6 separate regions of the Mus musculus genome follow, and all the other regions are linked to region 1. Evidence: chromatin loops called from intact Hi-C (ENCODE). Cell type or tissue: heart. All regions are shown on one strand. Region 1 holds the start of Gm14902 (a long non-coding RNA gene). Region 2 holds the start of Dgat2l6 (diacylglycerol O-acyltransferase 2-like 6). Region 3 overlaps Igbp1 (immunoglobulin (CD79A) binding protein 1). Region 4 overlaps Pdzd11 (PDZ domain containing 11). Region 5 overlaps Kif4 (kinesin family member 4). Region 6 holds the start of Igbp1 (immunoglobulin (CD79A) binding protein 1).

Region 1 (5,000 bases):
AAAGGTCCTGACTTTCATGGAATTTAGGAACTAGCAAGAGTTATAGACAATAAATTACCTAAACTACATTTATGCTGGGTAGTGATACTATGAAAACATGGTACAGTAGTGATTGGGGTTTAGTGTAAGGAGCCACATTAGAAAGCACTGCCAACTGAGCTAAACACCAGACGATTGATTCCAAGGAGCTAACGATGGCTAAAACAGAAGAGGCAAAGGCAGAATAGCAAGCAAACAACAAGGAAGGGGAAGCTGGGAAGCTAGACAGGGATCAAGCTTGTTAGCGCTCTGTAGGCCATGAGAACGGCTTTAGCATTATTCTACATTGCAGAGATCTGCATAAAAGAGAATGGGTCCAGGGCAGAGTCTCAGACGTGAGCTGGGCAAATTCTGTATGTTCCTCCATTTCCCCCCACTTCCACAGGGCCCTGCACCAGGATAATATCTCAGTGAACCTGTTTGTAGTGAACAAGCCCTGGCTCTTCTCCCTGCTCTGGTGTGCAGGGGTGGATTCTGTCACCACCAATGCCTGCCAGCTGCTGCAACAGATGCAGAACCCCCTCTGGCTTCTTGTAAGGACTCTAGAACTGTCCCTGCCCCTCATGTCCAATCTCTTATTTCCTCTTAAACCTGTACCCCTCCATATTTATTTACCCCATATGCTACTCTTGGGAGTTCTGGCCACTGAAGGGACTTTTCCATTTCCATAGCCCCCTCAAAAATACTTAATGATTTGGGTGATCACCGACTGTGCCTCCATTCTGCTGCTTTTGAGTATCTTCCTCCTCCGAGGGTGAGTGCTTTTGCCTTGGTCTCCTGGGCACTTTCCCGGGCCCCAAGTAAAAAAGGTTGAGTCTGACTGGAGTGCACTGCCCGGGATTAAGATTTTGTCATTGCAAATTTCGAGTTTTCCTTATCTCTATAAAATGTCTTGACCCTGGCGAAAGCAGTTTTGGGGAACCCTGGGTTGGAGAGTCTTGTAACAAGTTGGTGGAACTTGCAACAGAAAAAAAGAAAGTCTCAATCTCTCTCTCTCTCTTTCTCTCTCTCTCTTTCTCTCCCCCCCCCCTCTCTAGGGGATGTGCTAAGAGAAACAGAACAGGTAAGAATGCCCTTGCCCTTCCTTTCTTATTTTCTCCTCATTTCCCCTGGCTTCACTCCCTGTATGACCCGTCTCTTACTTCTCTAGGCTTAGAAACAGCAGTGCTACTGACCAAGATCAACAATTTCGCCTCTGAGTGAATGCCGGGCCCAGGCCGCCACCAGCTGCTGTCTAAGGCCTGTGTGCACTGTTCAAAGGGAAGGACAGGAGCTGAAGTGGAATGTCCTAGAATCAAATGTTTGGAGGAGGGAGCATTGCTAACAGAAGATTTTGAACTCAGAGGGCCCTCTGTCCAGATGGTGGGCATGTCTCAAGCTGCCATGGAATTTGCTGCCTTTGGTGTTTGACATGAATTAGTCGGAAAGACAGTGACTGACAAGAAGTTACTCCCAAAATGAAATTAAAGCAAGGAAGTGAGAGAGATTGCCAAGATAATGCATTAGGCTTGTGTGCACATGTACTTGGATAGAAGAAGCAGGGTGTGTCAGGGTGGGATAGCTCAGAATGATGACTGAAGGAAATTTGGCCACAATGGCCTTTCCGGAAGAACTCTTAAGATGCTGAAGACAGTCCACACTCCATGCCTTCTCTTCTCACCCTCACACTTCATCTTCTTTTCTGCCTACAGGCTGGGAGTGAAAAAGCTCATTTAGCAATATAATATTGTGTCTATGGTAGGTTTTTGTTGTGAGCAATGAATGGTTCCTGTATCTTGCCTGTTAATCTGTTATTCAATGAATTTTTAATTTGTCATTTGGTCACAGTCTAATCATTTCTGTGCCGGAGTTGGAAGAATGCTTTTTCCATCTGGAACTGGATGTAAAATGACATTGAGAGGTCATCATGAGGAGATTTGCGGGCGGGCGGGAGATGGAAGGACTAACACCACCCCCCTTTCTCCTAGGCAGGCTGGAGAGGAGTGGCGACTGCCGCGTTCCCGGTGGCCCAGAAGCCTCGAGCAGGGGTTGCGTTGTAGCTCCACCTCGTGGTCATTAGCCCTGAGTGGTCTGAACCCCTGGATATGGTGACATACTGATGAATGCCACCACTTTTCCTTGTGGGTTCGGGAACTTGCGTCCTTGACTTCAGACTCTGAGAGCTAGATCTGATTTCTACTCTTTTTTTTTTTTTTCTGGGATGGGCGTAGGGTCTGGTTCTAGCTAGGTTTCTCCTTGAGCAAATTCCTCAATATGTTGCTGCTTGTAAAGCTAAAAGCTGAAATGGCCAGGGTGATGGTGAGGCAGGTAAAAAGGGAGTGAGAAGACAAAAACTGGGACAAGTAGGGGTTCCGTGGCTGACCCTGCAATCCTCCATTACACTGCCGTTCATCCTGGTTCCTGCCTAGACTCAAATGCCAGTCAAATTAAGATTTTAGTCAGGACAGGGAAAGCTCCTCGATTCCTTCTCTCCGGCCAGTCAGAACAGGACTCGGAGCAGCCCTAGCATCTCAGAACAAGACCCTACCTCTCTGGCCCCCCACCCCTTGGTTACTGGCAGCCATGGGAACTACAGTTCCCAGTATGCCTCTGAACGCTTAAGGTCTCCTGTGGATGGAGGCGAGTTTGAATTTGCAGCGGTGGCGCGCGCACCACACACACACATACACACACACTCATTCTTTCCTTGTTGCCCCTCACTCTCATAGTCTCTCTCTCTCTCTCTCTCTCTCTCTCTCTCTCTCTCTCTCTCTCACACACACACACACACACACACACACACACACACACACACACCTCTTTCTTTCATCACCGTCCTCTTCACTCCATGCCGACACACCTGACCTAGGCAGGCATAGCAGGGCTGGAGGGACGCCGCAAGCCAACGCTGTGGCTGCTGTTTGAAGATCCATGTTGCCTTAAACTGAGAGGATCGCACTGTGTTTCAAACTGCATTCCCTTATTACCTTTCCCTCTTCCTGATCCCGCTCCTCAGTCTAGCCGACTATGGACCTCAGCTCTCTGAGCCCGCAGCCTGTCAGGTAGGGCGAGCTGTACCTGACATATGCTTGGCATACACTTGGGTATCTACTTGCTTCCCACCTCATACACTTGTTTTCTGCCCTTGTCAGTTGCCCAGGCTCTCGGCCCTGCAGCTTCTTCCTTTCCTTTTTCCTTTCCTTTCCTTTCCTTTCCTTTCCTTTCCTTTCCTTTTTCCTTCCCTTCCCTTTTTCCTTCTCTTCCCTTTTCCCTTCCCTTCCCCCTTCCCTCCCCTCCCCTCCCCTTCCCCTTCCCCTCCCCACTCCCTCCCCTCCCCTCCCCATCCCTCCCTCTTCCCTCCTTCCCTCCCCTCTCCCTCTTATCCCTCCCCTCCCCTTTCCCTCCCCTTATCCTCCCTCTTCCTCCCCTTATCCCTCCCCTCCTCTTACCTCCCCCTCCCCTCCCCTTCTCATCCCTTCCCTTCCCCTCCTTCCCTCCCCTTCCCTTCACCTCCCCCTCTCCTCCCTCTTCCTCTCCTCTCATCCCTCTTCCTCCCCCGCCCCTCCCCTCCCCCTCTCACCCTGCCCCCTCCCCCTCTCACCCCTCCCCTCCCCCTCTCACCCCTCCCCCTCCCCTCCTTCCCTCCCATCCCCTTCATATCCCATCAACCTCCAGCCACATAGTTCTGGCTGCAGTTCTCTAACTCCAGCGTCCAGATTCCCAGAGCTCCATCACCAATTCAGACCGTGCTCCTAGCTTCTAGCTTTGTGTACTGAATTCTGAGCTGGCCACCGCAAACTCTCCTTCCTAGGAGGACCAGACAGCTGTAGGCACTGAACATCTATGAAGCCCAGGACTGGAGACTAAGACTGACCAAAATTTGAGGGCAGAAGGCCAAGGGGAACTGCTCGTTGGGTTTTGGGTACAATTGCTCGTTATTTTTAGCTGCTGACTCACAGTTCCTGGCATCTGGGTTTGGGGCTAGCAGGCTGGGTTAGGGGGCTATTAATAGAGCCAAGGCACAGCCCCGACCCAGTTCAATTTGGAAACATGGGGAACAAGGAGCCTCCCCTGCCATCCTGTTTTGTAAAGCTGCAAAGGACAGAGACAGTGACTGGGACAGACGCTCTCCAGCTGCAAGGTACCTCAACCTAGTATCACCCGAGGGAAAGCACAGTCCTAGGTACAGCTTTCCCCCAGACTTGCCATGGGTTGGGGGCTCGACCACAGTGAAGCTTCTGTTGTATGTACTGGCTGAGAGGGCAGATGTGAGTCTCAGTGGAGAAGTTATTGTGTCATGCATGGCCTTGACCTGGGCCTACTCTCAGGTTACACAGATTACTAACTTACTAGAAGGGAAATCTGAGGATTTCTGGTCCCTGGAGACCTCATGAAGATAGGGCGCTTCAGCATGACCCTAGTAAAGATGGCACAGAGCCAAGACGATTCCAAGTCCCCTGTCTACCCTCCTCCCATTCTTTGTATCTCTTCTGCTCTTCGTCAACTCTGTCCCTCCTCAAAGGGGTCTGCAGACTTGATGGCTGATTTTTCACTCTACAGAGAAACCTGACTCAAGAGCCACCTGCGAATAATCCTGTGGGTTTTGTCATTCCCATTGAGTCTTTACTGTAATGGGCTAAAGTAGGAGTTTCCCCAGGCGCATGTTGAGAGTGGTGGGCAAATCTTTATAATTCACTGGGCTAATCACCAAAATTATTCCCACCTACTCTCAATTTTCTAGAATTCCCTTTGGTTAAGAACAGCAGTCTTCATCCTTCACCCCTTGAAAATGAGAAACTTCTGCCTTCCGCAATGTGTAGCCAAAAGACATCGCCCCTCCACACACGCCAAGGCCTGAGGTCACCTGCTGAACCTCTATTTTCAAGAATGAGCTCAGATTATGAGACAGCAGCGAACAGTGCCGGCCTATCTTAGTTTGTTTGTCCATGGCTCTGGAGAGGCGGTGGAAGGAGAGAGAAAAA
Region 2 (5,000 bases), 210 kb before region 1:
GTCAACACACCCAGCTCTGTCTGCTTAATATCTTCTACACAATGAGAAGACTAAGACTTTGGAAGTGTAGCCATAATCGCTTGATCCAGCATATTTTAACTTTTTCTTTTATTTTTGAGATTATAACATTTCTCCCTTTCCTCCCTCCAAATCTCATATACCTCTTCTCTCTCTTTCTGCCTTTCAAATCCATGGCCTCGTTTTCCATTATCAGTTGTTATTTATTTATATATATATATATATATATTCCCTAAATAAAACCTGCTCTATCTGTATGATGTTACTCATATGTATGTTTTCGGGGCTGACCTTTTGACCCTGGACTTTTTCTAGGTACACATCTAAAAATGGAAAGGAACAGCGACCTGGTCAGTAAGAACCTCAGAGCTCACCTGGGGCCTGGTCTTGCATGGCCTGGCCTCTACAGGCCCCTCCCCACCTACTGTTTCTGAAAGAGCTAGGCTTCCCTCCCTTACCTCTGTCTCCTCCCCCTGAAAATACTCAATGGACATGGTCTTCCCTCCAGGTGGCCATGAAGCTCCAAAAAGCAACTTGAGAGCCCTAGCTAGCTCGGGAGTAAGAAAAGCAAGGGCTCCAGTTGACAAAACACTCGTGAGATTAGTAGGAAGCTTCCCAAGGCTCAACGATAAAGAGGCACATTATCCGATCAGCAAGAAGAGCTCTGCTTACTTCCCTTCAATAGTCAAGGCCTTATGTACGGAATATTGATCTTTTCCAAGTCTAAGTATATAGACATTTTTTTAAATCACAGCTAGGCAGTTGTGACACATACCTTTAATCCCAGAACTCAGAAGGCAAAGGCAGGTAGATCTCTGAGTTAAAGGCCAGCATGGTCAAGGAGGGAGTCCTAAGACAGGCAAGGCTAACAGAGAAACCCTACGAGAAAAGGAAAAAAAAATCCATCTCTTCTGTTAGACCCTAAGCTTGTTAAAGTCAGAAATTATGTCTGTCATTTTCCCCAATGAATTATCAGTCCATAACAACAGTAATTTGCAAACAGTATCATTCAATAGATAATAACTGGAAAAAAATAAATTCTGAGATCTGGACCTTGGTATGATCTTGAATTTTGCAAAGGCTGGTAGACAGAAGCATGAGCCATAACCAGAAATAAATAGGTGGTCCATAGCCATAAACTGAATGATGGGAATGATAATAGCAGGAAACACTTCTGTGTTGGCTAGTATATACACCAAGCCTTGTGCTGAGCAAGTGATGCTCATTCACTCATATAATCGTCAAGATAAGCCTGAAGCAGGCACTCTCACTATCCCCATCTTACAGGTGGGTAGACCATAGCATGAGGAGTCACGTGTCAAGGCTTAGATCAAAACTCCTATTGTCCTGCTCTGAAGTCTATGTTCCGACCCACTATACTGCCTTCCAACATTAGTTTTCAAACAGTGGAGGAGAAATGGATTAATTTCAAAGGGAGAATAGTCACTGCAGGGAGGGAAGAGTGTGGTGGAGCTAGAGCTTCGAGCAGTGTTTTTCCTGCTTTGCCATATGGCGTCTGGTACTGATCTAGAAGCCCTGGGAACAGAGGCACAAAGAGGAATTGGAGAAGTCCAGATATGCACGCTGAACATGAACTCTATTGCACTGAAGGAGCTGGAGTGGCCACTGGAGCAGAAGCAAATGTGGCACCTCGTTCTCATTTCTGAAGCAAGTACTATTCAGCTTTGCAGAACTTCTAGGTAAGGTGAACAAAGCCATTCTTTTCTCTTGCACTAATTAGTCAGAGACCACCCGACAGCTAAAGCTACCCACAGCCTCTGCTGACTCATCAAAATTACAGCTGCATGTACAGAAAGGACACATATTAGATAGTCTAATATGCAACCTTATGTGTGTAGGAAGTTGGGGTGGGGCCAGAAAACTGGAGGAAAGGTTCAGTCAGTCCTGACAAAAGCTCAGCAGGTAAGCAGCCCTAATGAGAAGAGATAAGAGCAAGGAGCCTGCCATCGCTCCATCTGAGCGGCTTGGAGCTTCTGGTTGGGCTCCTTGCAACAGTGAAGCAATGGCCGCTTTCTCCTGTCTAGATCTGCAGGAAGGCCTCCGAACACTCTCCATCTTACAGTGGATTCCAGTTTATGTACTTTTAGGTGAGTAAACCCCATGGACCAAGGAACAGATCTAGAAAGAGGTCAGGCAACCCCATGTGAGGGTCCAGCAGCTGCTTGGGTCCCTCCACCCCTCCAGGGGTGGACTGGATGCCTAGGGCCGGAGTGAGGTTCTAGCTGCTCTACTGTAAATATCAGGAGTTCTTTTCTACAAATTATCTGAAAAGAATCATGTTTAAGTATGGGCCAGAGTGGTGGTTCCTTGATAGACTAGTGTTATTAGAAAGATCTAAGGTGATTTCCCTACTATAAGAATGTTATAAAAAATTTTCGGTTAAAATCTGCGGGCTGTATGAGTGATAATAGAATTTTCAGGAAAAGCTAGCTATTGTTCAGAAGACTCAGTGATCAGTGTTGGGATTAACGGGCTCCCAAATGAAGCCAGAAGCCAAGGCTTTCCTGGGAAGCTAACTAGAGAGAAGCAAGCTTAGAAACTGAGTGGGGAGAAATGGTGCCATATTGGGTGATAAGATGTGTAGGACCTAGGTGGTACCAAGTCACAGCTAGGGCAGAGGTTATCAACCCAAGGCTTGTTGACTAAGAATTAGGGGGCAGCTTGGGGACTTTCAGTTTTGGTGGGCAGAAATGTGGCTTTCTTGTCATTCCTCTCTAGTTGTGTTGCAGCTGTTCCTTTGATTATGAATGTAGGTGACAAGCTTTGGATGTTGATGGCAGCACCTGAGGTTTTGTCAGTAGCAGACAGGGCAGAGATTTGCATTTCATTCATTCGAGGAGTTGTTTATTAAAGTCATCTCAAAAACTTGCCTAAGCTGAAGATGACTTCAAAATTCCAGTAGTTATTAGAACTGCTGTTAAAGCTAGCTTCATAAGGAATAGAGTGAGAAACACGTATGCTACTATATCGTATGAGGGATGCAAGGAATGAGATAGCTGCCCTTTAATTTAGAGACCCACTTTTGTATGTTGAGTACTGGATAGATGCCCTTAACGATGTCATTTTTTTTTCCGAGACAGGGTCTCTCTGTATAGCCCTGGCTGTCCTGGAACTCACTCTGTAGACCAGGCTGGCCTCGAACTCAGAAATCCACCTGCCTCTGCCTCCCAAGTGCTGGTATTACAGGCAGCACTTGGGAGGCAGAGGCAGGTGGATCCTGGTGAGATTTTTCTCAGCAGGTTAAAGCTCTTACTGACCAAGCCTGACTTCAATTCCCAGAGCCCATGGCTGAAGGCAATGAGTGAGTCCTTCAGGTTGTCTTCCAAACTCTACACACAGCATATGACACATGTGCCCATTCACACAGCACACATTACATACATACGCAAATAATAATGATGATAGTAGATAAATCTCTTTTTAAAGAAAAGGAAGTAAAACTAGGCAGTCCTGATAGTTCACATCTGTAAACCCATCACTCAGGAGGCCTAGGTAGGAGTGTTGTGAGTTCAAGGCCAGCCTGGGCTACAAAGTGACTATTAAGATCCAGGCCAACCTGATCTATAAGGTGAGACCCTTTCTCAGCAATAAAGGAAAGAAGGAAAGAAAGAAGGGAGGAAGGAAGGGAGGAAGGAAGGGAGGAAGGAAGGGAGGGAGGGAGGGAGGGAGGGAGGGAGGAAGGAAGGAAGGAAGGAAGGAAGGAAGGAAGGAAGGAAGGAAGGAAGGAAGGGAGGGAGGGAGGAAGGAAAGAAGGAAGGAAAGAAGGAAGGAAAGAAGGAAGGAAAGAAGGCAGGCAGGCAGGCAGACACTAGCTGTGACTCAGTGTAAAGCACTGGCTTCAACCCCAGCACCATTAAATGCGGAGGAGAGGCATGTAAGTGGATACTTTCTGGCAGGTCTCCTTGGTGTGGCTTGAACACACGTGCTCATGTTGTTCTGGCTACTCTGGCAGTGATTTTTCTGTACAACAGTTTTACTTTGCTCCCAGAAGATAATTCTCAGGCTTTCCTTTTCTTTATCCATTTTCCCCCCTTTCAATAGACACTGTCTTCCAGCAGGACTATGATAGTCTATCAGGTGACACCTTATGTAAGAGATCGAGAAAGCAGGGACATCCTTCTCCTCCTCCTTTCTAAAGCTCACTGACTCCCAGTGAGCTACCCTGGAAGAGTTGGAGGAGTGGAATGGGAATGCTAGGAACACATGATGGCACCATTGTGTCACCAGTGAAAACACATAAAAATAGAGGGTTTTTTTGGTCTGCTTTGTTAAAGGTTTTTTTATTATGATAAATATAGAGAGAACAAAATTCCTTCTTTTAAGTATCAGTGCCATTGCATTAGACACTTTGAAACACATTGTATTCTATAGTATTCTAAGCCATGTCCAAAATTTTTCATTGTCCTAAACTGAAACTCTGTACCCATCAAACCCTAAATTCCTAAATTTCTCTCTGCTTGCTGCCCAGCTCTGGAAATCACCATTCTAATTTCTGTCCATATGAGTCTTTTCTATTTTAGACTGTTGTGTCATAGTCACTTTTATCACTAGATCATTTATTTATTTCATAAAGTCATGCAAGTGTATTCATTTGGAATCATGTGTCAAAAGTTCCTTCCTTTTAAAAATGAAATATCACTGATATGATTACACGAAAAGCTGTGTACTCATCCATCCGTTAATGAGCACACATCCCTCTTGGCCATTAGGAATAATGCTGTTTTCAGGATGAGTGTTTAACAACCTCTTTGAAACCTTCCTTTTTAATCTTTAGGATATACAAAGAGAGGGATTCTATGGGCTGTGTGACAATCCTATTTTGTACCGTTTTGAAGACCTGCCAACCCAATTTGCACAGTGGCTGCACCATTTTACATTTCTCACAACAGCGCACACGGGTTCAGATTTCTCTACATCAGCACCAATAATCTTAGCCTCTGGGTTTTTTTTTTTTTTTTTTT
Region 3 (5,000 bases), 230 kb before region 1:
ATCTGCAAAGGCAGACCTTACTATAGCCTTCTTTGGAAGAACTCTGTATTGTTACGTTCATGGGTAATGCTTTTCTGTGGAACAGATACAAGCAGAAGAAGGAGGTGGAGCATAGGTTGTCTGCACTGAAATCTGCTGTGGAAAGTGGTCAAGCAGATGATGAGCGCGTTCGGGAATATCACCTCCTTCACCTTCGGAGGTGGATTGCTGTCAGCTTAGAAGAGCTTGAGAGCATTGACCAGGAAATAAAGATCCTGAAAGAAAAAGACTCTCCAAGAGAGGTAAGCCTTGTCCTTGACCACATAGCAATGGGAAGCTGCCACCCGAAGTTTGAACATTCTGCAGGAAAGAAATCGGATGAAAATCCCTAGCTGCTTGTAGTGGTGACAATTCCAGCTGCTCAGGAGGCTAAGGCAGAAGGATCACAAGTATAAGGTCTGTCTGAGATACAAAAACCAAAGAGCTCTAAACAAAAATTATGAAACGCTGGAAAAGAACTCACTGGAAAAGTAGCTCATTGATGGAGAACTTGTCGAGCAGGGATAGAGCCCCTAATCATTAGCACTGCAAATACTAAAGCTTTGTCAACCTCCATAAAAGCATTGCTCACGTTAGGGTAAGTGGAGAAAGGCTGATGGTTTGCCAGAATCATTTTCTGATTCATTTCAGCAACCTTCCCTGCTACTTTCTAATCTAAGGCACTTAGTTGGGACTGGATGGTGTCAAGGAAATGCTTTTTCCTTAAAATCTGAATTGGTTTCTCAGAGAGGGGAAAGAGGGCCTTTATAATCTACTTAATTGTAGAAAAGGGAAAGAAAAAGATTAAAATTGGTAAGAAAAGCAGAACTGTAGGAAGAGAGAGAGACAGACAGACAAACAGACAAGGAAGATGAGGCAAATGAGCAGGGAGTAAGTCTGGGCTGGGAAACGACTTAGAACTTAGCCTTACCCAATTGCACACTCATAGACCAGTTGATCACCTGGGTAGGAGACACTGAAGTCGGGGCATCTTTGTATACAGAATGCCCAGAAGACTACTTTTTAAAAAGAATCTTGTCTAAAAGCTTTTGAATGTCTTTGAACAGCCTAACTCTATTCTAGAGCTGCTTCAAAAGAGTATATGCTCTGTAGCCACTTGCTCTTTGGTCCAGGACCCAACATGAATTGACTTGATCAACTACCACACTAATTGATCTGAGTCCTTGGCAGGACTGCCTTTTCATTTGGCTTGTCCTCATGAGCCTGGGAGCTCTTATCTGAGGAAAATGGCAACCTGGTCCTTCGTGTTAAAGGACCAAAGAATGAACTTTTACTATTCTATGGTCATAAGGCCCCTTGAACACTTTTCCCAGATGAATGGTTTTCTGGCATTTTTGAGGTTAGACTCTTCTGAGTCCTTTCCTGTCCCTGCTTTGCTAGGTGTAAGTAGTTTTGCTTTGCTATGTGGTACTGAGATGGGCTCTGGAAGTGATGCTGTGAAAATGAATCGAGCACTTCCTGTTTAACCATACTTTGTTCCAGCACACCTAGATAGCTTTCTATAAAAACCACTGGTCTGTCCTCCCTCCCTTTATGGACAGACATCAATTTCTAAAATACCCTAGAGGTTCTTGAAAATTAACAGCATGATTACATTGGAAAGAACTTTGGGGAGAAAGCTCTTAATTCTTTTCTGCAGAAGGCTGGGCTGAAGGAAAGTGCTTCAGATTCAGCTCAAGGGGTTATGTGGAACGTGGCAGGAAGCTTTAAAAGTCCCTTCTTTAGATGGGGCAGTTTTGAAACCAAATAGGTTTTTCTTTGTGGTAAGAAGTTTCCTGAGAGCTAGCGTTCGTTTGTTCTCTCTCTCTCTTTCTCTCTCTCTCTCTCTCTCTCTCTCTCTCTCTCTCTCTCTCTCCCTCTCTCCCTCTCTCCCTCTCTCTCTCTCTCTCTCTCTCTCTCTCTCCCTCTCTCTCTCTCTCTCTCATTTTAGCAAAATACCTAACACCCCTCAAGACTGATAAATAGAGGTGCCATCAGAATGGCTGGTAACCCAAGTCTGTTCCCCAAAAACCACATGATGGAAAACAAGAACTGACTCCTGCAAACTGTCCTCTGATCTTCACACCTAACTCTTCCCAACAAGAAATAAATGTAAACAGAAAGCCTGGAGCTTGACCCCTGATAATAGAAAGGGAGGGACTTTTGAACCCAGAGCCTTTTCCACACCAGGAGACTTGAAAGCCTGGGCGATAAAAATGGGTAAACTGACAAATGTACCTCTAAAATTAATTTTCTTCTTAGGAAACAGCTTGTCACTCATCTCTTCCAGAGAAGCCTCCAATGAAACCCTTCATCCTCACTCGGAACAAGGCACAAGCCAAGTAGGTAGTACTACAGGCTGACCTGCCTCCACAGCCTCAGTTTCAATGGTTCCATGCAATGCTTGAGTAAAATGCAAAATAGACATTTTTGCAAAGTCATGGCTTAAGCTAGGAATGGTGCTCTTTCAGCAGAGAGACTAAAGCTTTCCTGATACTTTCTCCATGTCTGTCCTCAGAAATTCCCTTCCCATCAAACTTGAAAATAAGCAGATAACACAGAAAGAAATCAGTGAATCAAATACAGGATTTCACGCTTTACACGGGTCCCCCCTCCCCCCCCCCCATCATGGACACTCTTCTTGCCTTCGTGAGCAGTTCTCAGAAGGACGTATCTGCCTACCTGTGATTTAATTCTGAGGTTTTGATGCTATTCCACAGGCTCACGGGAAAGTATTCTCCACATTTCAAAACCACCAACCGTTAATTGCCGACTCACACTGTCATGGTAGAGTGCTGACCCTTGGGATTAGTTATTGGGAGATGACCCTGGCCTCTTGCTTTAGTGCTGCCTTCGGGATGCCCCCTCTTCTGCCTTACTGAAGAAGTTTGTACAGGTCCTCAAAGATTGCCATGTAGAACAGTGAATGAGACTGCCTTATCATTAGAGGAAAGAGGCTGTCTAGTATTGCTACATTTGTTTGGTTCTCTAAATGAAATGTGATTTTTGCAGAGTATTTGGAACTGGTTATCCAAGCCTGGCAACTATGACGGTGAGTGACTGGTATGAACAACATCAAAAATACGGAGTATTACCCGACCGGGGAATAGCCAAGCCGGCATCAGGTATGAAGTGGTGAGATGTCTGTACTGCTAAGTTTCTTTTGCCTACACAATTAAAAAACCTGAGCAAAAACCTGACAGAGGTCATCTTGTCAGTGTCACTTGCCATTAAAGCAGACAGCAGCTGCTTCAGAGCAGTGTCATCTCTGGATCTTTCCATTTATGCCATGGAAACAGAAGCCAGATAGCAAAACCAAAAACCCACTTGTGGCGATGACAGAAGATTGTATCATGCTGGTCCCTGGACAGTCAAAAAAGAGAAACAGAACAAAATATTCATAAAAGAGCAACTCCCTACATGTCCTACAAAGTGACCAGAAGCAGGCATTAAACTGGAGGGCAGGCCACACTTTGAAGGAGGGAAGGGAACTTAAAATTCCTTGAGAGCAGGACTCTTGATGTTGGAAGTTCTCTGTTTTATAAAAAGGCAGGTGTGGTGGTGCGTACCCTGTCATTCCAGTGCTGGGGAGACAAAGACAGGAGGATCCCAGAAGCTCACTGCTGAGCCAGGCTAGACAAATTAGCAAATTCTATGTTCGTTAATTAAGAGACTGTAATGTATAAGTTAGAGAGCAATTCAGTGTCAAGCTCTGATCTCTGCACACAGACATATATTCTCCTTATGCAGGAAATTTTGAAAGTATAGGGAAATAAAGTACACAGACAGCAAAGACGGGAATTCTTATTGATGTCCCATTAGAAACAGTAGGAACCAGACAGCTGAGTATATCAAAGTTCTGGGGAAAGGCCGGGAAATTGTCACACTACTAAATGAAATGAGGACATGACCACTCCAAATTATGGTTGAGGAAAAGATTTGTATTGTAGATAAGAGAGAGAGGGAGATATGTAGATAGATATAAAGGATGCCAGAGGCACCTGGAATAGTCCGAGCAGGGAGAGAGAGTAGTAGACTAAACATGACCAGCAGCCTGAACCAGGCCATGAGAAGTGAGAGAGACCTTCACAAACACATGCACACACACGTACACACACACATACACACAATACTAAATATTTAAAAGATATATCCAATAAGGGACTGCTATCCAAATACTCTCTTAAGAATCAGTAAGAAAATTGAACAGACAGATGAAATAAAATAGACCAAAATATCTTAATTAGACACTTCACTAAATAAGATATGAGATGCTCCACATCATGTCATTGGGATAATGGGATAATATAAAGTAAAATGATGAGATGCCACTTCTCATCCAGTGAACGGCCAAATCCAGAACACCTTTGATTTAATGGAACAGGCCTTCAAATGAAAAAATCAACAATTGACAATCTTCCTAGAACTGCTTACTATCAATAGAAAATTGTGTATTTTAAAATATAAAAAATATATATTGATTATCAAAAGGGAAAAAATGTAAAACTCTGTACCATATTTCCAGTAGCTATGGTGATATTAAGAAAGGCGTGGTTGCCAAGGAGCACACATGAGTCAGAACTTTGGAAGTGCCTGTTAATAAGCCCCACATTACAAGAAGACAAAACAATTAAATGGAGAAATAGACAAACCGATAGTCATAGTTGGTACCATATTTTGGATTCTGCATGTCAGAGCATCCCCAGTGCAGCAGGTAGGGATGTGGGAAGTGAATGGACCCTGGACTCTTTGACTTTATCAGTGCACTAATAATTCGATGGGCTATTAGTAAGGGATAGACACTTAGGAAGTAGGAGCCTTATTGAAGGGAATAGGTCCTTGAGGGCCCCTTCTCTCATGCTCCCTCTCGGGTCCCTGGCTGCCACGAAGTGAACAGCTTTGTTCCAGCACATGCTTCTCACCATGGCCTTGTTCATCTTCACCTTGAACCCAAAGTTAGAGGGACAAGTAAGGTATGAAGA
Region 4 (5,000 bases), 120 kb before region 1:
GGACCTGGCATCCTACCCTGAAGATACCCGCTCAACCACGTTCATTGCTGTTGATTTCAAAATAGCTAGGATATGGAGATAACCTCAATACTCTCAACTGAGGAATGATACTGAAACATATACGCTATATAGTATTAGTCAGCTGTAAAGAAAAATAAAATCAAGTACTTTGCAGATAAATGGATGGAACTAGAAACGATCATATTGAATGAGGTACCCTAAAGATATACACAATAACAATCGATGAAAGAAATTAATCAAAGAATATAGAAAAGGCCACAAATTTGAAAGAGGTCAAGGAGAGATATATGGAAAGGTTTAGAAGAATAGGGTGGGGGGAAGAAATGATATAATCATGATCCCCAAAATAAATTTGAAAAATGGTGTATGTACCTGCTTATCTGTATGTGCACCACATACATACCTGGTGTCTGCATAGAGATCCCCTAGAACTGCAGTTACTGATGGTTTTGAGTCACCATGTAGGTGCTGGGAATTGAACCTGTGTTCTCTGGGAGAGCCATCAGTGCTTTTAACTGCTGAGGGATCTCTCCAGTCTCCATGGCTGGAACTTTTGACCATATTGACTACACTTCTCAGATAAGTTGCTTTTTGTGTTTATTATTTACTTACTATGTGAGCATGTATATGAACACATGTGCCATGGCATACATGTGGCTGTGTGTGGGAGGATGTCCTACAGAAGTCTGTTTTCCTATCATGGGGATCTAGCTCAGGGCATCAGGCCTGGCACTAAGTACCTTAGCTTACTAAGCCAAGTCATTGGCCCATATTGTCTTAAAAGCTATTAACCGGGAATTGTTGGATCTCCTTTCCCAGTTTCTTAGGCTGCAAGCCACCTGAATTATTAAATAATATTTAATCTGAAATCCAACTCAGTGTGTCACTCTACTAGGTCTTGAAGAATTTTTATTATTCAAAACAAGAACCATATTAGTAAAATGAAAAGAATGAATACCTGTGAACCTCATCTGAATGCTGCAACCCCCTTAATACAGTTCCTCATGTTGTGGTGACCCCAAACCATAAAACTATTTTTGTTGCTACTTCATAACTGTAATTTTGCTGTTTTGAATCACAATGTAAATATCTGATATGCAGATGGTCTCAGGCGACCCCGTTGAAAAGGTCGTTAAGGCTTCCCCAAACAGGTCTTGACCCACAGGTTGATAACTGCTTTCCTAGAGCAAGATCTTTACAAGAAACTTCTGTGGGTCTCTTTCTAGCTCAGCATTATGAATCTCCAAGGTCTTGTGCAGGGAACCGCAGCCTGGTGTGTTTGTGACTACAGTGGCTATGTCATATGGAGAAGATGAAAGGTAGTTTTCCTCCTTATCCTCTGGCTCTATTATTTCCACCCCTGAACTTTTTCTGCAATGTTCCCTGGACCTCAGATAGGGTGTAGAACTTTTAAGTGCTGCTAAAAGAATGACTGCTGAATTAATAAATTATGATAAGGGAAAAAAATCTCAACTGGAGGCTACAGAGATGTCAACATTACACAACCATGAGAACATGAGTTTGAATCCCATAGTGTAGTTAAAATGCTGGGTGCCTGTCATGGTGACACACACCTTTAATCCCAGCAGAAGCAAGTGGATCTGAGATCAAGGCCAGCCTGGTCTACCTAGCAAGTTCCAGGAAGAGGCAGAGCTACAAAACAGAGATTATATTAAAAAAAAAAAGGAATTGTGAATGTGGTAGCTCACACCTGTAATTCCAGCACTGGGAAGGTAGAGAGAGGAGGAACCCTGAGGCCTCCTTGCCAGACAACCTGGCCAAATAAGAGATTCAGGTTCAGTGAGAGATCCAGTCTTCAGAAATAAGATGAAAAGTGAAGAAAGATGACCAATGTCAACTTTGGACCTTCACATACAAAAAAAAAAAATAAAAATAAATAAAATCAATCCTGCTACCCACAGCTGGGGTCTATATGCACCTGTATCCTCTGAACTTCAGAAGCTGAAGCAGGAAGACCACAAGTCCAAGGCCAGCTTGAAGTATGTACCAAGAACCTACCTCAGGAAAAAAAGAACTGGTAACTTAATAACTATGGAAATAGGACTTTAACGTTCAGCAGACACAGCGATTAGTTTTGTGGAAATAGCCAAGCTTTTCTCTCCCTGATGGCCACTGGGGGTCAGCAGAGCAAATAGAAGTATAGAATTCCTAGGAAGACTTAAGCTAATTTTACCTCCAGCTCTGCTCAGAAGGTTCAGCACCAACAATGTCATAGAACTGAGTCTCTAGTCATGCCTTTAGTACAGCTGAGGTAGGACTCATGGGAAGAGCCAGTTCCCACATTTCAGCCAGTTGAAATGTTATCTTGCTTATTTAAAAGAGTAGATTCCAGCCTGGGTGGGGGTGGGAGCGGTGATTCACACTTTTGATCCCAGTACTCAGGAGGCAGAGGCAAATGATCTCTGTGAGTTCAAGAGGGTCTACAGAGTGAGTTCCAAACCAGCCAAAGCTACACAGAGAAAACCTGCTTCAAAACAAAACAAAACAAAACCAAGCAAAACCAAAACCAAAATCCCAAATAAGTAAGTAAGTAAATAAATAAATAAGGTAAATTCCTGGGTTCTCTCTCAAATGAAAAGAATCACTCTCCAGAGGAAGGTAGGAGATTCTGTCCAGCTCCAGGATTCTTGCACGTGTTTGCTTGCCACTCCCTGCAGGCGAAGAATAGACAACTTTGGGAGCCGGTTCTCTCCTTCCACCATGTGGGTCTTGGAGATCAAACTCAGATTGTCAGCCTTGGAAGAAGGCATCCTTTCAGCCCAGAGAGTCCCCTCGATGGCTCTGCTCTCCCTAGGATTCTTTTTAAGTCAAATGTTGGGCTTTCACTGTAGCAGCACCTCCTCCAGAGAAAAAAAACCTTTCAATTATGACTGGGTATTTTAATGTCATTCAATGGAGACGACACCGTCATGATCTGTGTAAGATATGTAATGTTCAGTCACTAGGACAAAGGAAAGCTATTTGGGGGTAGGGTCAGAAAAAGGAGGAAGTTGGTAATTCCCACTAACTACAAGTGGGAAACCACTTTCCTACTGCTATCTGTGAAAAGGAATAATCTATGCCACTTCCTTGGCTTAAGTTCCAGATCAGAGAATGTGGGAAAAATATATCAACACCAACCCCTACAGCACCAAGTCGAACACTCCTGGGGAAGGGGCAGTTTTACCCAGAGCCCTTGACTCTAGGGATCCCTTAGTATTGAGAGACAGGGTTGCTCTGTGTAGACCAGGCTGGCCCAGACTCAGAAATCCGCCTGCCTCTGCCTCCCTTGGGATTAAAGGCGTGCGCCACCACTGCCCAGCTCCCTCGGGTATTCGATGGCTAGTGTTTTTTAAGCTCCCAAGTATTCTGGCCTGATAGAGATGTAAAGTAAGTATGACGTTGCTGTTTCTCCCAGTGTTTGATTGATGTATTTGTTTTCCTCAATGGCATTTTATATTCAAGCAGTAGTATCACTCAAGCCACGTTTATTCAGTATTGTGTTTTTACTTTGGGTGGGGGCGGGGATGAGCAGGACGTGTCTCCTTGGAGTTTCCTAAGTGTATGGGACTCCAAGGTATATATGTACAAGGACTGGATGGCATGGCCAGGCAAATCAGATGGAAGGTTCCCAAGACTTTTTTTTTCTACTGATTTCTACGAATAAAATTAGCTGTATAAGTGACCAATCTAAGGTACCTGATAAACGCCAGTTGTTTTCTAGTTGGCTTTTCCCCACAGGCTACAGGCATCTAGACATCACTATCTTTCTCCTTTTCCAGAATGAAACTCACCTAGCAAACTAGGGAACTCCTAGTACAGTACAGTACATAATACAGCTGGTAAGCCGTCACCCCATCCTCCCCATCCACTAAACCAGGACGGTGTGGAGAGTACAATTTCCTGACTTCTCCAACTTCTCAGAGGTCTAGCCAGCTTGTCCTGGCAGATCCCACACGGAAGGCTGTGGGCTGCAAGTCTCTAGTGCACAGTCCGTTCCTTTTGGCGATGATAATCTGGGGTAAGAAAGAACACAGCACATGATTTTCAGGATGAGTTCTCAACTTCTGGGGCTTGCCATTATCCATATTTCAAAGACTTCTACTTACCTAGAGCCCTGCCATATAAGTAAAAAAAGAAAAAAGAAAAAGAAAAAAAGAAAGTGCCTTACTGTAGGGAAAGAAGCGCACACGCATGCTGATTTCTCGGGCTGTCTTCAGGATTTCCACAGCCTGGAAGGAACACGGCAGCTTGTACAAATGAAGAGCTATTACTCAGGAAAGAACTATAATACAGCAATGGAATGCGCCCCATCTAGCTCACTGATAGCTGCTCTCTTCTGGTACATTTCCCTTGAAGAGATGCTTTCATACAGATAAGGCTATTCGGGTCCAACCTGTCCTACCTGAGATGGCTTCGTGCATGACTATAGTCCATGTGCTATGCTTACTTTGCTGTGCTCAATATCTTGGAAATCCACATCATTCACAGCTAGAACTTGGTCCCCTTCTTGAAGTCCTGCTCGATGTGCATCCGAGTCTGGAATCACCTGTTAGTGAAGAGGTATTATGTAGTTGTGATGGAGTAAATCAGGAGACTGCAGGGCAAATTCAGTGCTCTTCAAATGTGTTATTTTTGGTGATACCGCCGGGAGATTAAGTGGCTTGCTAGTGAAATTTGGTTCTCAGTTTGTTTTTTTGAGATTCTTTTTTTTTTTTCTTAATTAAAGACAGGGTTTTTCTTTTGTAGCCCTGGCTGCCCTGGAACTCACTCCGTAGACCAGACTGGCCTTGGATTCACAGAGATCTGCCTATCTCTGCCTCCCATGTGCTGGGACTAAGGTCCTATGTCACCATTGTCTGCCTTGACTTTATAGATTGTTACCTACTCCTAATCTTCCCCCTTCTGCCTCTCGAGTTCTCAGAGTACTGACATGCCCACATGCCCCAGCATACTGGCCCCAAGTACAGTTCTCAAAG
Region 5 (5,000 bases), 64 kb before region 1:
TTCTAGCAGTTCAAGATGTTTCTGAGGAAGGCTGCTCCATTATGATCTCACAGGGAACAGGGAATACTGCACAGCTCAAGGATGTGGCATTGGATAGAAAGTCAGGGAGACATAAAGATAAATTACACATTTTTGTGCTTGCCACAGTAGTGCCCCAACAGAGGTATAAGTCGACAGCATAGTTCACCTGCAAAGAATACCTCGTCTCTCCCAGAAGTAGAAAGTGCTAAACCTCTAACTGGCCAAGCTCCAGGCCTACCATCAGACCCTATGCTAGAGCCTGTCCCAGAGAATAAGAAGACCCCCAACAACAAATTATCACAAGAAATGCACATAGAACTCCATGTTCCCATAAGCCTCAAAGTCCACTCTCAGATCCCACACAGGACAGAAGAATTTAGACCAGAAACAGATGGCAGTACTACTACCTTTCCTGCAGTTTACGAGTGGGAGTAAAGTTTACTAGCATTCTTCCCAGTCTCCAAGCCTTGATCCAGCCTAGGGAGGGAGGGAAGTCAACTCTATTTGTTCTTGCTGTAGCACTTGGCTCATCCATTTCTAATCCACTTAACCCTGGTCCCTTTCCTGTACTTCTGACAACTGATAAGCTCAAATAGCAGTGCCTCCCGGCCAGAAAGTACTTGTCACCGGGCCAGATCAGGGACAACAGACTGAAGAATATTCCACTGTATTTATATACAGAATTTGACATATCCTTTCACCTATTGGCAAAAACTGGGTTGTTTCCATCTTTTGAGTATTGTAAATAATACTGCTATGCACATGAGTGTACATTATCTGTTTATACCCTTGCTTTCAATCTCCTTGACTGTATACCTAGGATTGGAATAGCTAAATCATGTGTTAATTCTGCTTTTAATTTTGTAACTAAACTACCAAACTGTTTATAGGCATTATACCATTTCTACATTCTTACCAGCAGTGAACAAAGCTTCAACTGTCTTCATAGTCTCACTAACACTTATTTTAATACTTCTTAAACTGTAGTAAGCCCTAATTTGGATCCACATTTTTTAAATCTTTGAATATTATGTTATTTACCCTTTGTGGTATGTGCTACAAATATTTTCTTCTCATGTATGTAGGCTTTTATTTTGTTGTCATAGGTTGTGGGTTTTTGTTTGTTTGCTTTCACCCTAACATCTGACTCCTGCATCTTATTGGTAAAATTGAATGTTTGAGATTTTGTTAAAATTAACACTGGGACAGAACAGATGGCTCACAGATTAAGAGCACATATGGCCAGGCAGTGGTGGCGCACGCCTTTAATCCCAGCACTTGGGAAGCAAAGGCAGGCGGATTTCTGAGTTCGAGGCCAACCTGGTCTACAGAGTGAGTTCCAGGACAGCCAGGGCTACAGAGAAACCCTGTCTCGAAACAACAAAAAAACAAAAAACAAAACAAAGCAAAAACCAAAAGGAGCACATCCTGCTCTTTGGGAAGACTGGCACCCCCACTGAGCACCTGTAACTCTAGACAATCAAATGCCCTCTGCTGGCCTCTGCAGGCACCTACAGTCACATTCCCAGACACACAGGCACTTATATACACATACCCATAAAAAGTAAAATATCTTAAACACTTTTTCTTATAGTACTCATGTTTTGCAGTTCAATTTTCTGTTTGTAGGGGATATATATATATATATATATGAATGAATATGATCTGGGCTTACTTTTAAATATCTTTTTTTAAAAGAATTATTATTTTCACTTTAAAAATAATGTGTTACCTGTTGTGGCACATTAAAAGAGTGAAGAATAAAACTTAAGGTTGCCATAATTTCATCTCCCTGAAGCTACTACAAATTTCTCTTCTTTGGTTATTGTAGTCTGGGTTTCCCAATAATATTTTATGACTTAGATAAAGTCTAGAAAGCTAGCGTTTATTGAAGGACTCCTTAGAGGCCTTCCCTTATACTCATTTTAAAGCAATTGACTTCTTATTTCCATTTAGCACAAGCCTGTTAAATGTGTGACAACTCTAGTGAAAATGAGACTAACAGAAAGCATTCTAGCCTTCTGTAGACTATACTATAAAACAGGTCCTTTGAGTCTGGATGTGGTGGTACATACCTATAGACAGAAGCAGGAGAATCATAAGTCCTACCAATACTACAAATAACAAGACCTTGCCTCAGCCCCCTTTCCTAATTCCCCCGAATATAGCACATGCACATACACACACACACACACGAACATCAGCTTTAAAAGTAATGGAATGAGGCTGTTGAGATGGCTCAGCTGGTAAAGGCTCTTGTTGCCAAGCTTGACCACCTCAATTTGCTCCCTGGAACCAGTGTGATGGAAAGAAACACCTGTGCCTGTAAGTTGTCCTGTGACTTCCACATATGTACCATGGCATGTCTGTGTGTTCCCCCCCACACAACACACACACCCATGATACACAAATATGTAGGTGGATGGGTAGGTAGGTAGATACATGTAGTGAAATTTATTTAGTAATAGACTATAAGAAACAATGAATCAAGCAATTCATTATTTAATATTTAATAAAAATGCTCTCCTCAAAAACATATATTTATAGTTAGACATGTAATAAGGCTGTTTACAAAAAGTACATTTGGCATATATGAGTGCTTTTATCTTTTATACTTGGATTGTATTTTTGTTTTTTGATTCAGGTTCTCTGTTATTGGAATCTTTGTACTTATTTCTGTGTCTGCTTATACCTGCCTAGCAAATGTGAATTCCTAACATTGGCAACTAAATAATAGCATGTGTAATAGGAAACACTGGTCTTTTGGGTTTTGTATGTGTGTTTTCTTTTTTGCCTATTCTTTGTCCAAATTCTACTTTCTGCTTTTTGCTTTTAAGCCCTTCCCCATCATATGGATGTCCTAGGTCATGTTCTCATTCAGTGCTGCTTTCCTTCCAGACTTAGGGAGAACTCATTTTCCCTTACTACTCTGAGTGCTTGTATGCCCAGTGTTCTCTGCACGCCTGTATGCCTGTGTTGAGGTTGGCATAGTACTTAGGACATGGCCGCTGAAACTGGACTGCTGACTTGAAATCCCACCTTTCCCATCATCCCCTAGTTCTCTGACCGTGGCTCATTTGACATATCAGTATCCTCACATATCCTTTACATATCAGTATCCTCAACCTCAAAATGAGAATCACTAAACTACCTGCTTAGTGGGGCTGTTGTGAGAATGAAATGCTTAATATACATAAATCATTTACTATCGAGCCTAGCACACAGTGCTATAGAACTGTTCACATATTTCAGTAGTCTTTAAATATTACAACATTAACTTGAAATTGCAGTGAAGAGTCTTCTCATAAGTAGTAAATTTTTCTTGGAAAAAAATGAACAGTTCACTTAAGTATGATTTCTCCACTTAGAGAAATATTTTAGGATAAAAATATTGAGTTAAAAGTATCATTAATTTGAAACTTCTTGGCTTATGTGACACGGCAGTTTTCGGTTTAATGATAAGGGAATGAAAAAACAGCATTCCAAAGTAATACTGCATATGTTAATAATTTGTTTTAAAACTATTCTTTGAATTAAGCATTCTTTCCTAAGTGTCTTGGCAAAGTTTTAACAGTGTGGCATGAAACTTTATCATGTGGCCTTGCTATTAACGTTTTCATGAAGAACAAACTAAGAAATTTAAGATCTCTGAGAATTGATAAAGGTCTAAAACTGGGTGAGAGGACATATGTTATATTCCTGGAGTCACATATCTGCTTATTGAGATTCTGAACAGCTGCTCCCTGAACGCTACTTCGTGTGTGTGTGTGTGTGTGTGTGTGTGTGTGTGTGTGTGTGTGTGTGTGTACACATACAAGCATGTGTATTCAGGTGCAAACAGGCATGCATGTGTGTGTGAAAACCAGAGGTTGACAGTTGACATCAGGTGCCTTCCTCTATAAGCATTCCACCTTATTTTTTCACAGTTTAATTTTATTCTTGTTAATTATGTGTAATTGTGTTTGTACATGTGAGTGCTGGTGCCCTGGAAGCCAGAGGAGGGAATTGGATTCCCTGGAACTGGACTTAAAGATGATTGGCCGTGAGTTGCCTTATGGAGATTCTGGGTCTACACTGTTGTCCTCTGCAAGAGCAGCAACCTCGCTTAACCACTGAGCCCTCTCTCTAGCTCCTGTCAATCTTATTTTTGTGACTGCACCTGGAATTCTTTGCTTGGCTAGGCTGGCTAGTCACTGAGATCCTGGTTCAACCTTTCGCTGCCTCTCAGCACTGGAATTACAGGCACACTCAGCGCTGGGAATCCAAACTCGTGTCCTCATGTGGAGCAAGCATCTTACTCACTGAGTCGTTATCTCCACAGCCCCTTTAATTTGTAGTGAGGGACCAAGGGTGGGAAGAATGGAGAATGGGCAGCCTTCATGTTTAAACTTTGTGATGTGAGTAGAAAAATCCTAAACTATGAGCCATGACAAAAGTTATTTGTGCTTATTACTGCCTTATCTGGTTCTGAATTATTACTTCTTCCAAATCATTAAGTATTTTCGTGTTTTTCTGATTCATCCGTTCAAATACTATATGCCTGGGAAGACAATCAGGCTTGGACTCTTTCCCCTGCCTTCTGGAATGTAGTTTTACCCCAAGAAGGCCATCAGATGTATTTTTTATTAAAATTTGTGCTTCCTTTGTTTTAGTGTGGAACCATCAGAAAATCTTCAGTCCCTGATGGAGAAGAATCAGTCTCTGGTGGAAGAGAATGAAAAATTAAGTCGTGGTCTGAGTGAGGCAGCTGGTCAAACAGCCCAGATGCTGGAGAGGATCATTCTGGTGAGGCCCAAATTGAGACCCCAACACTTTGAACACCTATTGGTTCCAGTCTCTAAAATATTAACATAATATTATAGAGGACATTTGTGCAGCATAGAATAATGAATACCTACATATCACCTCAACTAATCTACACTAATCCCATTTTGAAATAGATGTCATAAAATTTCCCAAAGGAAAGAAGCAAATCCCTG
Region 6 (5,000 bases), 250 kb before region 1:
AGTCCAGTGTGGTGACTCAATGGGTAAAGGTGCTTGTTTTTTTTTTTTTTGTTTGTTTGGTTTTTTTTGTTTTTTTAATTCCCAGAACCCACATGGTAGAAAGAAAAATAACACCCCCAATTGCCCTGACCTGTGTACACGCATGCGTGTGCGCACACACACACACCATAACGTATATGCCACCCCCCAATAAATAAAAATGAAAAAATTAAAACCCTCCTAAACATCTAATCATGGAGTGCTTTGGCCTTTCTCCGATGCAGTACAACGTTGTCCTATATTGCCCTCTAGTTGTTTATGTGAGAAAAAAAAAACAAAACTTCCCAGCCATATTTGGCTTAAAATCCTTATTTTCAGGGGGCATGCAATGTACCTTCTACTTAATTTAAATCTCCACGACAACTCAGAGAGTGCCTGAAGTGACTCAATATGTATTCATAACTATTTGTCCAAAGCAATGGTATCCTTTCCTCAAAAGCCCTGGAATTATATTTTACATTAATGCAGTATGACAGGATCTTGTCAGCCATAAATGTAACTTTAAAGTTTCTAACCAGCCATTTCCTAATCAAGGTTTCTATTCCTGCACAAACATCAAGACCAAGAAGCAAGTTGGGGAGGAAAGGGTTTATTTGGTTTACACTTCCCACATTGCTGTTCATCACCAAGGAAGTCAGGACTGGAACTCGAGCAAGTCAGGAAGCAGGAGCTGATGCAGAGGCCATGGAGGGATGTTCCTTACTGGCTTCCTTCCCCTGGCTTGCTCAGCCTGCTCTCTTATAGAGCCAAGACTACCAGCCCAGAGATGGCACCACCCACAAGGGGCCTTTCCCCCTTGATCACTAATTGAGAAAATGCCTTACAGCTGGATCTCATGGAGGCATTTCCTCACCTGAAGCTCCTTTCTCCGTGATAACTCCAACTAGTGTCAAGTTGACACACAAAACCAGCCAGTACAAGCCAGATGGCAAGTACAGGCACTTGATGCACAAACCTGGTAACCTAAATTCGATTCCTAGAGTCCACATAAAGATGAAAAGAGAGAACTGACTCTATAGGGCTGTTCCCTAACCTCAACATGTGTGCCATGGCATGTGTGCCCAAATACGCATACAACCCAGGCACAATCCAATAACTAATAATACATTTTAAATACGTTTGCTTCAACTTTTCTTGCAGATTGGACCAGGAATGTAACTCAGTTGGTAGAGTTCTGTGTAGGTAGCACAAGGCTGGCTCTATGTTCAATCCCCAGCATAAACCACGTGTATGACTGTACTACTTTGCAGGTGTAACCATCACTCAGGAGGTAGAAACCATGGATCTCAAGTTCAATATCATCCTTACCTACATAGCAAGTTTGAGAACTTGTTTCAAAACAACAACAAAAAAATAATAACAAAAAAAATAGTTGGCATCTATTTTTAAAAACAAAGAAAATTTAAGAACGCATAACTGAATATACTAAAATACTATTATTGGGTGTGTGTGGTTCAACTGGTAGAGCGCTTGTGTAGAATGCACAAAGCCCTGAGTTCAATCCCTAGGAACCAAATGTGGTGACACGCTCTTGTAATCCCTGCACATGGGATTGGAAGGTAAAGGCCATCGCGCTTCAAAGCCAGACTGGATTACAAAAGACCCTGTCTCAAAAATATTATCATTCAACATATAGTCAAAGCGTTGAGATATTTTTACATGTTTTGATTATATAATCAAAATCTGACCTGTAATTTACTTTTACAACACATCTAAATTTAAGATAAGCACACCTGAGCACTAGGTAGCCAGCCATCTAGTATCTGCAAAGCTGAGCTGATTTCCAAAGAGATCGCTTTATTTTTCTATTTATATATCATGACTCTGGGTAACTTCAGTATGAAGGATAGCCAGAGGAGGTGCTAAGATGGCTCATAATCATTCTGGAAGGGAGATTTTATAAAACACTAGCTATTAATGCAGTGTGGTCCGTGCTGTATGCGTGCACAGAAGAAATCCGAACGGCGAGGTGAAAGGCACAGTATATGGGGAGAGAACCAAAGACTGCATAGAAGTGTGACCTGGAAAGAAAGTTCCAAGAAAGGAAGGCAGCCGGCTGTTGGTAGATAGGAGTTGCAAGTTTTCAAATGTTCCTGATCAAAGAGAAAGGTTTCACAGGGTGCTGGCTCAAAGGGTGTTCGAGTGTATAGGGGACAGAAGGTTGTGGCGCGGTGGGTGGGCATTGATCGAGAGCGCGACTTACAACTTCACGTCCTCTAGGGTAAGCAGACCCGGAAACCGAGAGAGTGGCCGCTGACTAGCAGGACTTTCCTTGGGGGAACGACTTGACTTCTCTGGCATAGCAGGCTCGTGGTTCTCCAAGCATGGAACACGTTCGCCTACTCACGCTGGCTGGAGTTTGGAAATCAGCCCCGCCACTCCTGTGCCTCAGAGTACTAGGAACTTGCAAGTCCACTTCTGGCCACGTGGAGCCCATCTTTAGTAAAACAGCACAGACGACTTTAAAACAAGCGGCTGGCTGAAAATGAGTCCCTGGAAACGGTTGCCAGGGCCAGAAAACTGCGATTCCCAGAAGTCATTTGGGAAGCTTTGGTAACAAGTCGCTGGCCAATGCACTACTGCTTCCTGTGTCGTGAGAGCTTTAGGGCTCGTCTTTATGGAGTTTACCTTTGACTTCGGTAGAAATTCTTCCGGGTTTCTTTCTTTCCACAAGATGGCAGCGTCTGAAGACGAGTTACTGCTGCCGCGGCTTCCGGAGCTCTTTGAAACAAGCAAAAAACTTCTGGAGGACGTGGAAGTAGCAACTGAACCCACCGGCTCCCGAACAATCCAGGATAAGGTGTCCAAAGGACTAGAACTCCTTGAGAAGGCTGCTGGAATGTTATCGCAGCTTGATTTGTTCAGGTACGGGGGAGAGGGCAGGAACCGCAGAGAAGGAATGGCTAGCAAGGGCAGAGCCATTGCACTTGGGTGGAAAGGACCTTTAAGGCTAAAACCGCGCGGTTCCTACTTGTTCACCCGTGTACATTCTTTCCATTCTCCACTTTTCTTCTGAGATGCTTAATATCCCAGAACAATGCTCCCTCGTGTACGGCTGACTGCCTGGTCCTTGGGTATGCAAGCTCAGCCACTTTCTTTTTAATCTGGCCAATGTCTTTGCACCACTCTCTCCCAGCCCTATTCTTCCCTAGAAGCAGGGGCCACGGCTTAATGCTCAACCAGGCTTCACGGCCTCCTCTTTGCTCTTTGCAGCCGAAATGAAGATCTGGAAGAGATTGCTTCCACCGACCTGAAGTACCTGATGGTGCCAGCGTTGCAAGGAGCCCTCACCATGAAACAAGTCAACCCCAGCAAGCGTCTAGATCATTTGCAGCGGGCTCGAGAACACTTCGTACATTTCTTAACTCAGTGTCATTGCTATCATGTGGCAGAGTTTCAGCTACCCCAAACCAAGACTAACTCAGCTGAAAATAATACTGCTAGCTCCTCCATGGCCTATCCAAATCTCGTTGCTATGGCATCTCAAAGACAGGCTAAAATAGAGAGGTGGGTCAATGGCTGTAATTTGAGGGCTGTAGTTGGGGGTGCATGTGTTTGTGTGGTGTGTGTGTGTGTGTGTGTGTGTGTGTACTACAGAATAGTGTATTTTATTTTCTTGGTTCTTAATGAACATAGACCCTGGTGAAAGCAAACTTTCCTGAATCTTAACAAGCCTTTGTGCCATTGTTGAGGGGGTTGTGCTAAAACTTCAGGACCACCCCCCCAGCCCCTCAACACACACCTTAGGGTCATCACTAGTAGCAGTGTTATTCTAACCATTAGGTTGATCAAAGTATACCACAACCTTTTCCATGTCACTGCATAATGCTGTTTGTATGGGGTAAATATTTCAAAAGTACACAATATCTTGAACTATTTACTGAGCAATTCTGTTCAGAATGCATACAGGCTGGGATGTCTAGCATCCTGAATTAATCATAGCCCTGGTACAGCATCATGTTAACCTTGATTTAACCTTAGAAAATTCCGTGAATGCCCAGTGTCTTAAGAACAAAGTTAGGCACTGGGGATACGAACTGATTGGGTGTTTGTATGAATGTGGGTGATCTTTGTGCTCTGTGGGGAAAAGTAGCGTAGAAACAGCATGGCAGTATAAAATGTTGTGAAGGGAGAGGTGTGGAGTACGGTGGAAGCAGTCAGGGGCACCCACAGGCAGAGAGGGGACCTGTGGGAAGACTAGGCTTCTCAGGAAAGGGGGTGCTTAAGGGGACTAGGAGTGTGAGGCTGGGGAAGAGGAGAGGATGGCATTCGCCCGTCAGAGCAATAGCGTTGGTAAAGCCACAGAGGCCTTAAATAAACAGCTGGGAGGGAGCTGTATGGGCGGAGAACAGTGCCCCCTCCCAAGCAATAAAATAAGGCTGGAGCCAAAAGGTGGAAGAAGGCAGAAGGAATAAGGAGGGAGAGTGCTGTAGGGTTCACATCAGAACAGCAAGCTTAAGAAGATGTTCAAATCCCAGGTCCATCGTTAGGTACTCTGTGATTTGAGGGTAGGTTACTTATTTCCCCAAGGTGTAAAATGGAGATAGCAAGTCCTCCTTCACAGAGTATTTTTATGAAGGATTATCGGAGAAATACATAAACTCTTAGCACAGCTCAGTCAAGGTCAAGTGTAGTTATATATCTAGCTAAAAGTAAGATGGCAGAAGCAGGGCTCTGGGTTTGAGTTTCAGCTTTCCTTATAAAGCATTGGACTTTGAGTAAGGAAGATATTTAATCTATCTAAGCCTCAGGTTCAGTCTTAGGTGAAATTAAATAACAGTGGTAACTATTTAATATGATTAGGAAGCATACATTGGCCCAGCACCCATGAGTAGATAGACAGCACAGATTGGGTTATAAAGAAACAAAATGACAAGGAGATGGGAAGGCTTGGTTTGATCTGGAAGAAGTTGCAGGTAAATATGACCAAAACACTGTACACAGTATGTATGAAATTCTGA

The links. Peaks named below come from ENCODE experiments on the same cell type or tissue, not always from the same donor. Only the 100,000 strongest peaks of a DNase experiment are listed, where the experiment ranks them.
Region 2: a loop joins it to region 1, with 2.2 times the contacts of the local background. A loop is called at or near these places in 3 of 42 quality-filtered maps.
Region 3: it touches region 1 in a loop (2.1-fold over the local background); 7 of 42 quality-filtered maps call a loop at or near these places.
Region 4: a loop joins it to region 1, with 11 times the contacts of the local background. A loop is called at or near these places in 13 of 42 quality-filtered maps.
Region 5: a loop joins it to region 1, with 2.6 times the contacts of the local background. A loop is called at or near these places in 2 of 42 quality-filtered maps.
Region 6: a loop joins it to region 1, with 2.3 times the contacts of the local background. A loop is called at or near these places in 6 of 42 quality-filtered maps.

The regions. Positions count from the first base shown.
Region 1 is chrX:100,737,041-100,742,040 of GRCm38, forward strand. It overlaps Gdpd2 (glycerophosphodiester phosphodiesterase domain containing 2), which reads left to right. Exons shown (of 16, transcript NM_023608.4): 13 at 425-572; 14 at 711-793; 15 at 1,077-1,102; 16 at 1,190-1,861. The coding sequence ends at 1,242. It overlaps Gm14902 (a long non-coding RNA gene), which reads left to right and starts at 3,955. Exons shown (of 3, transcript XR_387009.1): 1 at 3,955-4,159. In heart, a CTCF peak has its summit at 2,103 (motif pointing left); DNase peaks (open chromatin) are centred at 2,051 and 4,021; H3K4me3 peaks cover 1,914 bases; H3K27ac peaks cover 843 bases; H3K27me3 peaks cover 1,094 bases.
Region 2 is chrX:100,522,882-100,527,881 of GRCm38, forward strand. Dgat2l6 (diacylglycerol O-acyltransferase 2-like 6) reads left to right here and starts at 1,957. Exons shown (of 7, transcript NM_001114084.1): 1 at 1,957-2,126. The coding sequence starts at 2,042. In heart, no CTCF peak of the experiment used is centred here; no DNase peak of the experiment used is centred here; H3K27me3 peaks cover 737 bases.
Region 3 is chrX:100,502,910-100,507,909 of GRCm38, forward strand. Igbp1 (immunoglobulin (CD79A) binding protein 1) reads left to right here. Exons shown (of 6, transcript NM_008784.3): 3 at 86-281; 4 at 2,281-2,360; 5 at 3,031-3,143. Among named protein-coding and RNA genes, the nearest start is that of Igbp1, 11 kb to the left of the region's middle. In heart, no CTCF peak of the experiment used is centred here; no DNase peak of the experiment used is centred here.
Region 4 is chrX:100,619,391-100,624,390 of GRCm38, forward strand. Pdzd11 (PDZ domain containing 11) reads right to left here. Exons shown (of 7, transcript NM_001356384.1): 5 at 4,472-4,570; 6 at 4,193-4,253; 7 at 3,481-4,037. The coding sequence ends at 4,003. Among named protein-coding and RNA genes, the nearest start is that of Pdzd11, 4.0 kb to the right of the region's middle. In heart, a CTCF peak has its summit at 2,156 (motif pointing right); no DNase peak of the experiment used is centred here.
Region 5 is chrX:100,672,614-100,677,613 of GRCm38, forward strand. It overlaps Kif4 (kinesin family member 4), which reads left to right. Exons shown (of 30, transcript NM_008446.2): 10 at 4,674-4,806. The region is part of intron 2 of Gm52438 (a long non-coding RNA gene); the gene reads right to left. Among named protein-coding and RNA genes, the nearest start is that of Kif4, 49 kb to the left of the region's middle. In heart, no CTCF peak of the experiment used is centred here; no DNase peak of the experiment used is centred here.
Region 6 is chrX:100,491,653-100,496,652 of GRCm38, forward strand. It overlaps Igbp1 (immunoglobulin (CD79A) binding protein 1), which reads left to right and starts at 2,639. Exons shown (of 6, transcript NM_008784.3): 1 at 2,639-2,904; 2 at 3,253-3,546. The coding sequence starts at 2,714. It also overlaps a transcript of Awat2 not described here. In heart, a CTCF peak has its summit at 2,685 (motif pointing right); a DNase peak (open chromatin) is centred at 2,559; H3K4me3 peaks cover 2,128 bases; H3K27ac peaks cover 1,087 bases.